2 separate regions of the Homo sapiens genome follow, and region 1 is linked to region 2. Evidence: chromatin contacts called from ENCODE Hi-C or POLR2A ChIA-PET data. All regions are on one chromosome and are shown on one strand. Each heading gives the region's core, a stretch centred on a gene start or an enhancer-like site at or near the end of the contact. The rest is flanking DNA. Distances are from core to core; before and after follow the strand shown. Region 1 overlaps ITGB5 (integrin subunit beta 5). Region 2 holds the start of UMPS (uridine monophosphate synthetase).

What was found. Hi-C counts contacts between places; a loop is a spot of excess contacts on that map. ChIA-PET counts read pairs that join two places held with the same protein, here RNA polymerase II (POLR2A). Pooled maps may share reads with other maps.
Region 1: a loop to region 2 is called in a pooled map, with 3 times the contacts of the local background. The contact joins the enhancer-like site here to the promoter of UMPS in region 2. A Hi-C loop is called at or near these places in 4 of 50 pooled maps. POLR2A ChIA-PET finds 5 or more read pairs at or near these places in 3 of 52 experiments (AG04450, Panc1 and activated T-cell).

What each region holds. Positions count from the first base shown.
Region 1 is chr3:124,857,683-124,864,046 of GRCh38, reverse strand. It overlaps ITGB5 (integrin subunit beta 5), which reads left to right. Exons shown (of 15, transcript NM_002213.5): 3 at 4,601-4,805. It also overlaps the pseudogene ENO1P3. Among named protein-coding and RNA genes, the nearest start is that of ITGB5, 26 kb to the left of the region's middle. RefSeq lists an enhancer at 4,702-5,239. Within about 2 kb of position 3,271, at least 21 of the 41 ENCODE cell types and tissues checked have a DNase peak (open chromatin) inside an H3K27ac peak, as active enhancers do; they include Panc1, where a contact is called at or near this core.
Region 2 is chr3:124,725,344-124,732,254 of GRCh38, reverse strand. It overlaps UMPS (uridine monophosphate synthetase), which reads right to left and starts at 1,803. Exons shown (of 6, transcript NM_000373.4): 1 at 1,628-1,803. The coding sequence starts at 1,783. KALRN (kalirin RhoGEF kinase) reads right to left here. Exons shown (of 60, transcript NM_001388419.1): 60 at 5,930-6,911. RefSeq lists enhancers at 1,724-2,133, 1,546-2,145.

The DNA.
Region 1 (6,364 bases), core at 2,022-4,521, 130 kb before region 2:
TTTTTCTTTTCTTTCTTTCTTTCTTCTTTCTTTCTCCTCTCTCTCTCTTTCTTTTTTTTCTTTTTTTTTCTTTTTTTACCTTAAACTACTAAGGGTTAAGAGACATTTTCCAGATTTATAATGTTTGTATACCTGGAAGGTCATAGCCATTACTAGATATGCCCCTGGTCTCTGTCATTTTGGTTTTCTCTCTTTAAATATGCATCTATCCTTGTTCAAAATTAAAATATCTAGGCCAGGTGTTGTGGCTTATGCCTGTAAGCCCAGCATTTTGGGCGGCCATGGCGATCATCTGAGGTCAGGAGTTCAAGACCAGCCTGGTCAACATGGCAAAACACTGTCTCTACTAAAAATACAAAAATTAGCCAGGCATAGTAGCACATGCTTGTAATCCCAGCTACTCCGGAGGCTAAGGTGGCGGGATCACTTGAACCCAGGAAGCAGAGGTTGCAGTGAGCTGAGATTACACCACTGCACTCCAGCCTGGGTGACAGAGTGAGACTCCGTCTCAAAAATGAAAATAAAAATACTTAGAAAGGAACACATGGAATAGAGGCGAAGCTCTTGGCTTGTGACCTAACTCCCTCTGTTGAGTCCGCAGCACTCTCAGTTCCTTTTCTTGGGCAACAAGAACCTATAGCTACAAATCAGTTATGGCTTACTCTTTCCTTATCGGGTCAAAAATAAATCAAAAGAAATTAGTCACAGCAATTGTTTGGACTCCGTGCCAAAAGAGATCTTTACCTCTTAGGGGAATTTCCCTGTTAAGGTAGCTGCCTTACCCTCAAAAGCTTCTTCAGACCTGCCTTGCCCCGTGGTGCCTCAGCTAGTGGCTCTGAGTCCCTAGAGCTCTGGGAAAATAATGACAGGACTCGATATATAGGTAAAGATGCCTCAAAGTTGTTGAGCACATCAACAAAACCATATGGCCTGACCTAGATAGCAAGAAAGCGAACTTTGACACTGATGATAGAGATGCCTGGCACTGAGAAGAAATCTAACTTTGGTCCGCGTGGCATATGGTGTGTCCTTTGCTGTCTATAAAGCTGGAGTTGCTGAGAATAGGACTCCCTTTGTACCATCATGTTGCTGACTTGGTCTGTGCTTCCGAAGTCAGTGCAACCCTGCAAGTTGCAGCTTTAATGTGATTAATGGTGGTTTCCACACTGGCAACCAGGTGACAGTGCAGGAGCCCATGATTCTTGTTGTTGGTGCAGCTAACTTTAGGGAAGCCTCGTATGCACTGGAGCTGAGGTTTATCACAACCTCAGCTGAAGAATGTTTTTAAGGAGAAACATGGGAAAACTGCTACCAGTGAAGGGCATGAAGAGGGCTTTGCTCCTAACATCCTAGAGAATAAAGAAGCCCCAGAGCTGCTACAGCATGCACTTGGGAAAGCCAGCGACACTACTAGGGTTGTAATAGGCACTGACCTGTCCGCCTCACAGTTCTTCAGGTCTGGGAAATATGATTTGGACTTTAAGTCTCCTGATGGTCCCAGCAGATACATTTGGCCCTGTACAAGTTCTTCTGCAATGATGGGTAGTATCCATCAAAAATCCCTTTGAGCAGGATGTTGGGAAGCTCAGATGAAGTTCACTGCCAGTGCAAGTATCCCAGCAGTGGGGGGGATCATCTCATTGACCAAACTGAAGGAATTGTGCACCTGCCTCCTGCTTAGGTGAAGCAGGTTGGCTCTGTGCCCTAGTCTATTCCAGAGTGTAAGCTGGTCCAGACCAGTGAGAGAGGTGTCAGGGGTTCTCATTACTCTGAAAAAACTGACCATGCTTCCGTTGCCACCCTGGTGGTGGGGCTGTGCACTGGACTGATCAAAACAGGTGCACCTTGACAAACAGAACTGGGCCAAGTATAGTCAGTTCCTCAGAAGCAGAGGGGCTGGATAGCAAGGCTCAGTTCGCCAGTGAGAAATTCAGAAATTCTCTAGCAGAGTAAGCACTGGGCAGGCAAGCCCCTGAGCTCTTCAAGCTCTGGAAAGCTAATTAGACATCTACTTCAGACAGCTCAAGACAGCAGACCCAAACTGGCAGGGCCCTCAGGTCGTTACCCCTCCTTTTCCAGAACCCTGTGTTTTTCTTCTCACTGCTTCACTAGAACTGCTATATCAGAGCCAAGCTTGACCACCTGGAACCCCATTTAGAAAGTTCTGCTTTTAAATCTAAGGCCAGAGGCCGGGTGCACTGGCTCACGCCTGTAATTCCAGCATTTTGGGAGGCCGAGGCGGGCAGATCATAAGGTCAGGAGATCGAGGCCATCCTGGCCAACATGGTGAAAGCCCGTCTCTACTAAAAATACAAAAATTAGCTGGGCATGGTGGTGCGTGGCTGTAATCCCAGCTACTCGGGAGGCTGAGGCAGGAGAATTGCTTGAACCAGGGAGTCGGAGGTTGCAGTGAGCTGAGATTGCGCCACTGTACTCCAGTCTGGTGACAGAGCAAGACTGTGTCTAAAAAAAAAAAAAAAAATCTAAGGCCAGAATAATATATATATGTGTATCTCTCTGTGTGTGTGTGTGTGTGTGTGTGTGTGTGTGTATATATATATATATGTTTTGTTTTGTTTTTTTAACAAAGTCTCACTGTCGCTCAGGCTGGAGTGCAGTGGCATGGATCATAGCCCACTGCAGCCCGGAGCTCCTGGGCTCGAGCGATCCTCCCGCCTCAGCCTCCTAAAATGCTGGCATGAGCCACCATGGCTGGCTAGAAAACTCATTTTTCTAACCTTGTTGCACAACAAGTGTTTATGGAGCCACTTATACCTTTGATGTAGTCCTGGAGGTTGTTGACAGGCAAGATCCTCGGGGATTTAATGCACAAATAAAAAATCGTTATTAAAAAAAAACAACCCAGAATATAAACAAACATACCGTAGGCTTAGGACAATACATCTGGCTTTACTTATTTAAAAACACTGCAGCGTCTTCTTGACTTCTTGTTCTTTTTTGTGTTTGTTTTTTGTTTTTCTGAGACAGGCTCTTGCTCTGTCGCCCAGGCAGGAGTGCAGTGGCACAATCGCAGTTCACTGCAGCGTTGAACTCCCAGCCCAAATGATCCTCCTGCCTCAAGTCTCTCAAAGTGCTGGGATTACAGGTGTGAGCCACCACACCAGGCTGACTTCTTGATCTTGAATTTTATAAGGATTCTAAAGGGCATTGGGTAGTTCCAGGACATCTGAGACCTTGAGGGAGGGTGCATTCCTCTGATTTTTGTGCCTCTGCCAGCAGTCTGGCTTCTAACAAAGTGGTCAAGGGATGCTGACTCACATGAGGCTTCTGGCAAAGTGTTCCAGAGGGAAGAGGAAGGGACCAGTGTCCTAACTCCTCCAGAAAGACTCATAGGACAGCATTGGCTTCCAGCCTGCCAGAGTGGGGGGAATCTTGTTTTTCACATTCACCAGGGAAAAGGTGAAACCCCTTTGCCGGAAATGACCAGGGAGGCTTCATGATTTATAATAAAGTATATTGTTTCATTTTAAAGTTAATACCTTAACCTTCTGGTGTCCCAAATGAGGTTGAGTTGTTCTGATGTCCAGCTTTCTCCCAAACCCAAAGAAAGATTTTTCTTATCAATGTGTCGTTATCATACAAACAACAAAGATAAAAACAAAAATGTTTTTGTCACTTTACTATAACACCTCATTTAAAATTGTTCTTTCAAATCCTAATAAATACAATTCTATATTTTGGGTTTTTTTTTCCTCCTTAGTGTAAATATTTTAAATTTCTTCTTAATTCCCATAATTATTTGTAATGGCTGTCATCTATTGAAGTGATATGCTATGTTATTCTTATGGTTTAAGGATTTAGGTTTGCAAGTTTTAAAGATTATATTATAAGTAATACTGCCGTATATATCACATAGAGTTTCTCCTTTCTCTTTAGATGATTTTCTTGTAATAAGTTTCTTGGAGTAGAGCACTGGGTCAGTGGATATGACCTGTACTGCCACATTGTTCTCCTGAATGATTATCCAGCATCCAATGCCTGTGAAAGATGATAAGTGAACAACTTAAAGGTTAACTCTTGAATGCCCAAGGGAAGACTTTTCAGCTACTTATATGTCATCTTATTTATTTAACTATATATTATTTCATCTACTTATTTATTTATTTTTAGAGAGGAGGTCTCATTATGTTGCCCAGGCTGGTCTCAAACTCTTGATCTCAAGCGATCCTCCCACCTCAGTCTCCCAAATAGCTGGGATTACAGGCATGAGCCACCATGCCCAGCAATATATAACAACTTTTAAAAAATTTTAGCTATACAACTTCTGATCATTTCTGTTTCTCTTGCTAATCATGTAGGCAGTTAGGAGCATTTTAACCATCAAAATAACAACAAAACCGAACATTTTTATTATGTGTTTACAGTTTACAAAATGCTGTCATGTCCAGCAGCTCAGTTAATCCTTACAATACTTGGTGAAGCATCTGGGATAGGGATTACCATTTCCTCCATTTTCAGACAATGAAAATGGAAAGTAGAGAATTTAAGGTCAACCAGATGGAGACGCAGCCACGACATGCGATGTTTTCGGGAGACACCCTGACCACCTCCTGCTCTCTTCCTCTTTTTCCCTGCCTAGGACTTCGGAAGCCCACGGTCCATCACCTCTCGGTGTGATCTGAGGGCAAACCTTGTCAAAAATGGCTGTGGAGGTGAGATAGAGAGCCCAGCCAGCAGCTTCCATGTCCTGAGGAGCCTGCCCCTCAGCAGCAAGGGTTCGGGCTCTGCAGGCTGGGACGTCATTCAGATGACACCACAGGAGATTGCCGTGAACCTCCGGCCCGGTGAGTTGCCCACAGAAAGGGCTGGATGCTCTGGGATCAGGAAGGCCCATGGGGGAGGTGGGACTTGTTAATAATGGGACAATGAGTCAGGCCAGGCTGAGATCAGAGCCACGAGATGGTGATGGGGAGGCAAGGCTCAGACCTCAGGAAGCAGAGTATATTCTTATTGATGTGTCTGTGGACAGGCTCCTGTGGACAGAGGAAGATCTTTGCTATTTTTAAACAATTGTGGTGAAATATACATAACATTTACCATTTAAGCGTTTTCAAGTGTACAGTTCAGCAGCATTAAATTCACAATATTGTATAAACATCAGCAGTATCTATTTCCGGAACATTTTCGTCGTCCTAAACAGAAAATCTATACCCATTAAACATTAACTCCTCATTCTCTCTTTCCCTTGGTTCCTGGTAACCAGCATTCTACTTTATTTTTTATTTTTCATTTATTTTTGTTTTTAAATTTTGTTTAAATCAGGGAGCAACTGATGGCAGAAATTACAGTCATTCAGGGTGTAGTGGCTGCCTACTCTACTTTCCGACTCTGAACTTGACTAGTCCAGATACCTACCATAAGTGGAATCATCCAATATTTGTCCTTTGAAGTTTGACTTGTTTCACTAAGTGTAATGTTTTCAAGTTTCACACATATTTTGGCATGTGTCAGCACTTCATTCCTTTTTTGGCTGAGTAATATTTCATTGTATGGGTGTATCACATTTTGTTTATTCATTTGTCAGTGAACATTTAGGTTGTCTTCAACTTTTGGCTCTTGTGAATAATGCTGTGGTTTATTCTAGGAGGATGCTGGTAGATTTACTCCTTAGTGAATGCAAGTTGCTCAGGAAACACGCCACTTTTAGGAAAAAGTGTTTTTTCCTGTCAGCAAATTCCATTTGAGTCTGTAGCATTCTGCAAGGACAAACTTTTAGAGTGGAGATATTTTGTTTTGTGACCATGGGGCCCTGCAAGCCTTAGAGTTGCTTAATATAAGGAAACGGTAATATAATTACTTATAATGTAATATAAAGAAACAGTTTTGCACACCTACTATGTGCTAAACACTTGACCTAACTTTAAGGTAGCTATCTTTTTTTTTTTTTTTTTTGAGATGGGGTATCGCTCTGTCACCCAGGCTGGAGTGCAATGGCACAGTCTTGGCTCATTGCAACCTTCACCTCCCGGGTTCAAGAGATTCTCCTGCCTCAGCCTCCCTAATAGCTGGATGTGTACCACCACGCCCAGCTAATTTTTTTGTGTGTGTGTTTTTAGTAGAGATGGGGTTTCACCATGTTGGCCAGGCTGGCCTTGAACTCCTGACCTCAGGTGATCTACCTTCCTCGGCCTCCCAAAGTGCTGGGGTTACAGGCGTGAACCACCATGCCTGGCCAGGTAGCTCTCATTTTACACACAAGGAAACAACCTGCTCAAGGTCTCTCAGTAAGTGGTGAATCGATTCAGCCCCAGGTCTTGGTAACCACAAACCCATGGCTGTTTCTAGTTCACCACTTTTATCATTGAATATTCTGCATATTAGAAGCCTTGCAATGTCAAAGGGT
Region 2 (6,911 bases), core at 554-3,053:
TGGACCTAACAGGAAGAGGCTGAGGCAAAATTAATATGAGTAGTTGCCCTGACTATAGGCTTCGATTACAGTAGTTACAAGTGGATTTTTAAAGCAAAAGAAGGGGCAGTTCCTATATTCACCAAGAATTTGCATTGAAATAACAGGAGGTAGCCCGGGGGTGGCACCAGGCATTTGTAGTCCCAGCTACTTGGGAAGCCGCCAAGGCAAGAGGATCTTTTGAGGCCAGGAGTTTGAGACGAGCCTGGGCAGTATGGTGAGACCTCCTCTCTACAAAAAAAAAAAATTTTTAATTTGGTGGGCATGATGGCACATGCCTGTAGTTCCAGCTACTCAGAGGTTGAGGTAAGAGGATCTCTTTTTTTTTTTTTTTTCTGAGACAGTCTCCCTCTGTTGCCCAGGCTGGAGTGCAGTGGCTCAATTTCGGCTAACTGCAACCTCCTGATTCTTCTGCCTCAGCCTCCTGAGTAGCTGGGATTACAGGTGTGCACCACCATGCCCAGCTAATTTTTGCATTTTCAGTAGAGACAGGGTTTCACCATGTTGGCCAGGCTGGTCTCGAACTCCAGACCTTAAGTGATCCACCCGCCTCAGCCTCCCAAAGAAAGCCTCCCAAAGTTGGGACTACAGGCATGAGCCCCTGTGCTCACCCGAGGCAAGAAGATCTCTTAAGCCCAGGAGTTCCAGGCTGCAGTGAGCTATGATCACAGAGCTGCACTCCAGCCTGGGTGACGTAAGAGAGATCCCATCTAAAAAATAAATAAATAAAATAATAACACAAGCGATTGATTAGCTATACATTGTTCTTTGTATCACACATTCCAGGTACATTAAGATAATGGGAGAGGCAGCTAGTCAGGGACAAAATTCCTTTAAATAATTGTCCCGGGGCTGCATAGGGGAGTATGGTTGAAGTCTCTCTGGGCTCTGATAAATTTTGTATACATCACAGAGTTCTGGTTGTTCTATTTTCCTTTTCTCACCAGTAATTTCCCAGCTACTGAATTCTCTGCCTACCCACGTTTTCCCGGTCTATTTGTTTGTTTTTTGAGGGCAGGGTCTCACTTGTCGCCCAGGCTGGAGTGCAGTGGCGCAATGACAGCTCATTGCAGCCTTGACCTCCCAGGCTCAGGTGATCCTCCCACCTCAGCGTCCCAGGCGTGCGCCACCACACCCAGCTAATTTTTTGTAGAGACGGGGTCTCGTCATGTTGCCCAGGCTGGTCTCGAACTCCTGGGGCTCAGGTGATCTGCCCACTTAGGCATCCCAAAGTGCTGGTATTACTCTCATGAGGCACCACGCCCGGCCGCAAGTCTAATTTTCTTAAAGAGTTAAATATACAGAATTCATTCAAGTGTGCTTCAGTGCCAGAAAGCGTTCCAAACTGGGTTTCCCGACTTTTGCAAAACACGTGTCTAAGCGTGTGGGTGAAAGAACAGACGACTCTCGAGGAGCCCAACCCCTGGCCTCTGTGCTTCTCATGCTTACTCCCCAAACCAAGAGTAGGGTCGGTCTGCCTGCTTGGCTCTTTTGCTCTCACTCACGGCCCAACTCCTGTCACCCTCTTCCATTTCCTTGTCCTCCTTCCCGCCACCAAGCCCTGTCCTTTCCCTTCCTAGGCCAGCACCTGACTCAGAAGACGCGGTCGAGACACGATGCCCCGCAGATCGATGTAGATGGGGGAGGAAAGCCCGCTCTTCAGCACGAAGTCCCCAAACTTGAAAGCCTGCACGTCGTACAGACCCGTCACCAATGGCCCCAAAGCTGCACGAGCGACCGCCATTGTCGCGCGCTGCCTGTTTGCTTCAAATTCCCAGGCGCCCCGGGCCTCCGGCGCCCCGATGACGTCACCCGCGAAGTCCCGCCTCTTCCGCCTGCCTCGTCTGCAGCTTTCCCGGCTTGCTGCACCCGTGGGTTTCCCCGGGCTCAAGGGTCAGGTGGATGGTAGCGAACCTAGCGCCAGTTTGTGCTTCTCCTGGTTTCTTCTGGATGGGGTCGCTGGGGTTCAAAGCCCAGAACAGCTAGATTGACTGTAGGATCATGAAGTCCCACCTTTCATGAGAGTTTGCATAAATCCTGTCCATTTTTTAATAGCCAATGCCTTCTCGACTAGTTCTCTTAATTATCTCTACTCCTTGGCCTAACATGTTATATTTGCTAGTTATTAGCCAAGATTTACCCCCCATGTTTCTCCAAATAGAATATAAGTTATCAAAGACAGGGACCTTTACTCAATTCTTTTATTAACTTCATAGCATCTAGTACGTGACAGTTCCATAGCAGTTTGCACATAGGAATATATAGCACTTAGATCATTACAGTATTCATTACCTCTTTTGTCTGTACTCTGCTTCCTGGAGGAGTACTTTTTTATTTCCTTTGGCGTACCTCAAATGCTTAGGTAATAGGTGTAGAAAAGGTAAGGGAGGGAAGGAGGAGAGTTAGAAGACGGTTAATTGATTGGTATCAGGGTTATCCAGGAGGATAATATTGCTAGACAATCTGAAAATCCAAACATATTTGGTCTTTACAAATAAATCCCTTAAAGAAATAATCAATAAATAATCTGTACAAATAAATCCCTTCTCCATTGTGTATATAAGGCAATACTTTATTCTAGCTTAAGGAAAATAACCCTTAAATTCACATAAAGAATGAAACCTTGTCATTTGCAGCAAGGTGGATGAACCTGAAGGACATTATGTTAGTGAAACAAGCCAGGAACAGGAAGATAAATACCAAATGTTCTCGCTCATATGCAGAAGCTAAAAAAGTTGATCTCATGGAGCTAGAGAATAAAATAGTAATCACTAGAGGCTGGGAAGGGTAGGGGGTGGTTAAAGGACACAAATTACAGCTAGATAGGAGGAATAAGTCCTAGTGTTCCATTGCACTGTAGGGTGACTGTAGTCAATAATAATTTACTATATATTTTAAAATAGCTAGAAGAGGGGCGTTTGAATGTTCCCAACACAAAGAAAGGATAAATATTTAAGGTGAGGAATATATGAATTACTCTGATTTGATCACTGTACATTGTGTGTATTGAAATAGCACTATGTACCCAATAAATGTGTACGATATCATGTGTCAACTATAACAAATACTTTTTTAAAAAAGAGGAACAGATAAGGCATAGCTGTATAGTGCACTACAAAGAACATGAAGTTTCAAACCAAAACATTTGGATTTTAGTCCCATTCTACTTACTGGCTGAGTGATCTTTGGCAATGCATTTTGAGCTATATGAGTCTCAATTTTCTCAAAAATAGAATGAAGAAGCCGGGCGCGGTGGCTCACGCCTGTAATCCCAGCACTTTGGGAGGCTGAGGCGGGCGGATCACGAGGTCAGGAGATCAAGACCATCTTGGCTAACATGGTGAAACCCCGTCTCTACTAAAAATACAAAAAAATTAGCTGGGCATGGTGGTAGGCGCCTGTAGTCCCAGCTACTCGGGAGGCTGAGGCAGGAGAATGGTGTGAACCCGGGAGGCAAAGCTTGCAGTGAGCCGAGATCGCATCACTGCACTCCAGGCTGGGCGAAAGAGCCAGACTGCGCTCAAAAAAAAAAAAAAAGAATGAAGATAATAATATTAACTTTCTCCAAAAATCACTATGAAGATTCAATAAGATAGTTCACTCAAAAACACTTGATAAAAAGTTGGTAGAGCTGAGTGTGGTGGCTCATGCCTGTAATCCCAGTACTTTGGGAGGCCGAGGGAAGTGGATCACCTGAGGTTGAGAGTTCGAGACCAGCCCAGTCAACATGATGAAACCCCGTCTCTACCAAAAAATACAAAAATTAGCCGGGCATAGTAGCACATGCCTATAGTCCCAGCTACTTGGGAGGCTGAGGCAGGAGAATTGCTTGAACCCCGAGGGGGTGGAGGTTGCAGTGAGCCAAGATCATGCCACTACACTCCAGCCTGGGCAACAGAGACTCTGTCTCAACAACAACAAACAAACAAACAAACAACAACAACAACAAAAAAAAAAGCAGAGGAACATAGATTGTACCAATTCATTTTGTGTTCTCCATTTCATTTACTTAGGCTGGGTAAAGGATCTTGGCTTTAACCAATATTTAGTCTTACTATTTTAGGTATTTACCCTAAAGAGTTTCCATGAATGTAAAATTTCATGCAGTAGTTCAATCTGAGCCTTTTCATGGACCTAGCTCTATATTGCTTACTGAATCCCTTCTGTATTCTACTCTGATATCTATTTTAGACTGAGCTTGTGGGGTTCTGATTATCATTTGTATTAGGGCTTTTGCTAATATTCCATAACTATATTGGTGATTCCTCTGAACCACTCCCCTTCAAAAAAATATAGGCTGAGGTACTGTTATTTAATTATTTATTATTGTTTGACCTACACTATACACACACAGAGACACTGAAACACACACATACACATTTATTTTAAGTTATGTTCTAGGGCCAGGTCAGTGGCTCATGCCTGCAATCCCAGCACTTTGGGAGGCAGAGATGGGAAGCCCAGGAGTTTGAGACCAGCCTGGGTAACATGATGAGACTCTGTCTCTTCAAAAAATAAAAAAAATTAGCCAGACATCATGGCACACACTTGTGGTCCCAGCTACTGGGGAGGCTGAGGCAGGAATATCACTTGAGCCTGGGAGGTTGAGGCCACAGTGAACTGTGATCATGCCACTGCAGTCCAGCCTGAGTGACAGAGTGAGACCCTGTGCCAAAAAAAAAAAAAAAGTTATCTTCCAGTGAATGTCTCAGTGACCTTGAACAATCACCTAGATTCTGTGACTCAGTTTTCTCTAATCCAAGTAAAATAACTTACTTCATAAGAATTTGTTGGGATTAAATGAAATATTAATTACAAATGGGCTTCATAAGCTATATAGGTGCTAAAATACATACAAATTCTAGATAAAAAAAAAGCCCATAAGGGGCTTATGATTTTAACTCATAAACCTGATTCTGATTTCATTTCTAATATTCTTTATTATCTATATTTTCTCAGGAGATTGTGCTGATGAGCCAATGTGAAGAGCCCATGCTTTTGACAAGTGTTTCTCATTACAAATAAATGCAATAAAATCTTAATGAAATAGAAGCCAAATGTTAAAACATGTTTTTGTTTTCTTGGCAAAATAAGCTAATCAAAACACTTTAACACTCTGGCTAATTGACAGTATACCATGAATCAGCCTCATTTGCACGTGGGTGGCACATTTAAACTTTCAAAGCCTGATCATATCTGTATAGGCTAACCCAAATTGCTGGAGTCCACACCAGAATGTATAAACTTGTGAGATCCAGCCCAAAATACCCTCCAGACAGTCTAACAACATTATCACCTGAAATACCAGTATGAAATTAACAACAACCCGAGGCTTTTTTTTTTTTTTTTTTTTTTTTTTTTTTTTTTTTTTGAGATAGGGTCTGGTCTCACTTTGTTGCCCAGGCTAGAGTGAGGTAGCATAATCACAGCTCACTGTAGCTTCTACCTCCCGGGTTCAGATGATGCTTCCACCTCAGCCTCCCAAGTAGATGGGATCACAGGCATGCACCAACACACTCAGTTAATATTTTTAAAACAATTTTTAATATGTGGGGGGTTGGGGGGACGTGGGTGTCTCCTTATTTTGTCCAGGCTGGTGTCAAACTCCTGGGCTCAAGAGATCCTTCCACTTTGGCCTTTCAAAGTGTTAGGATTTACAGGTGCTAGCCACCACACCTGGCTCTGAGGTTTCCTTGGCATTTTTGGGTAAATGCCTTAGAATACTCTAGGGCACAAAATTGTTGCTTTCTCTCTAAAATCCTGGGCCAAACATGTTGTAATAATCCTGTGATATTTTTACCTTTTCTAAGTCTTTCATATATTTGGAGAAAGAAAAAAATTACTCTTTTCTTTGAACAAAGGTTTAATTAGGAAAAAAGAGACAACCATATAGTATCTTTAGTATAGTATATTTATAGGAATGCATAACATGTGAGATGTACATTTTGAAGTTTCATCCATAACTTATAACATTTACTGTAGCAGTAACAAGACAGCAGGTCATCACTTTACAACATTACACATGAGTGATTTTGACTTACAAATAAAATATTTACAACCTACCTTTACAAAACGACATTGTGTGCATACAAAATGAACAACAGCAGAAAAATTTAAAAATAATAAAATAACCAAAAACCCAGAAGATACACTTAAGGCAGACCAGCAAGACACTGAAATAATTAAGGCTGTGGAATTCTTCTGCACCTTGAAAATATAGAGCTATTTATCAATACTGTGGAGTGATTTTAAATCAATTGTTACAAGCCTGATGGAAGTATGTACTTATATGTATATGTGCGATGGTCCCTATGGGGAAACCTGTCCACTTATGAATAAGGCCCTTTGTCTGAATGGCCAGTGAAGCCCACTCCAAATTCTCAAAAGACTTGAGGGGGGCAGGGGTCACTCAAAACCAAGAGATGCCAATACAGTTTGCAAATCAACTATTAATAGTTCAAATGTAAAGATAGTTATAAGTCCAGATAAACAGAATAAACTAAATGATGGCCCCTTTATGTTTCACACTTTGTTAGTTTGGCTTTGTGGATGTCAAAAGACAGCAAATTAATTCCAGAATGAGTAGAATTCGTCTCCACAAATTAGCCCTAATGGTTTTGAATGGCCCTAAATGGTTTTCCATTAGAAACATTGACCCACCTGGGCTGTCTGCAAATGGATAGATTTCTGCATATGAGCAATAACATATACATACATATTATACACTATATACATGTACAGATGTACATATATCCATATTTTCCAACAGTTTGCACTTTGATCACTACTGTTCTCTGAACAGGATCTCATTATGAAGAGTATGTTTAGTTTTTTTCAGTCTTCATATTTGTTCTAACTACTAGTTTTACTCA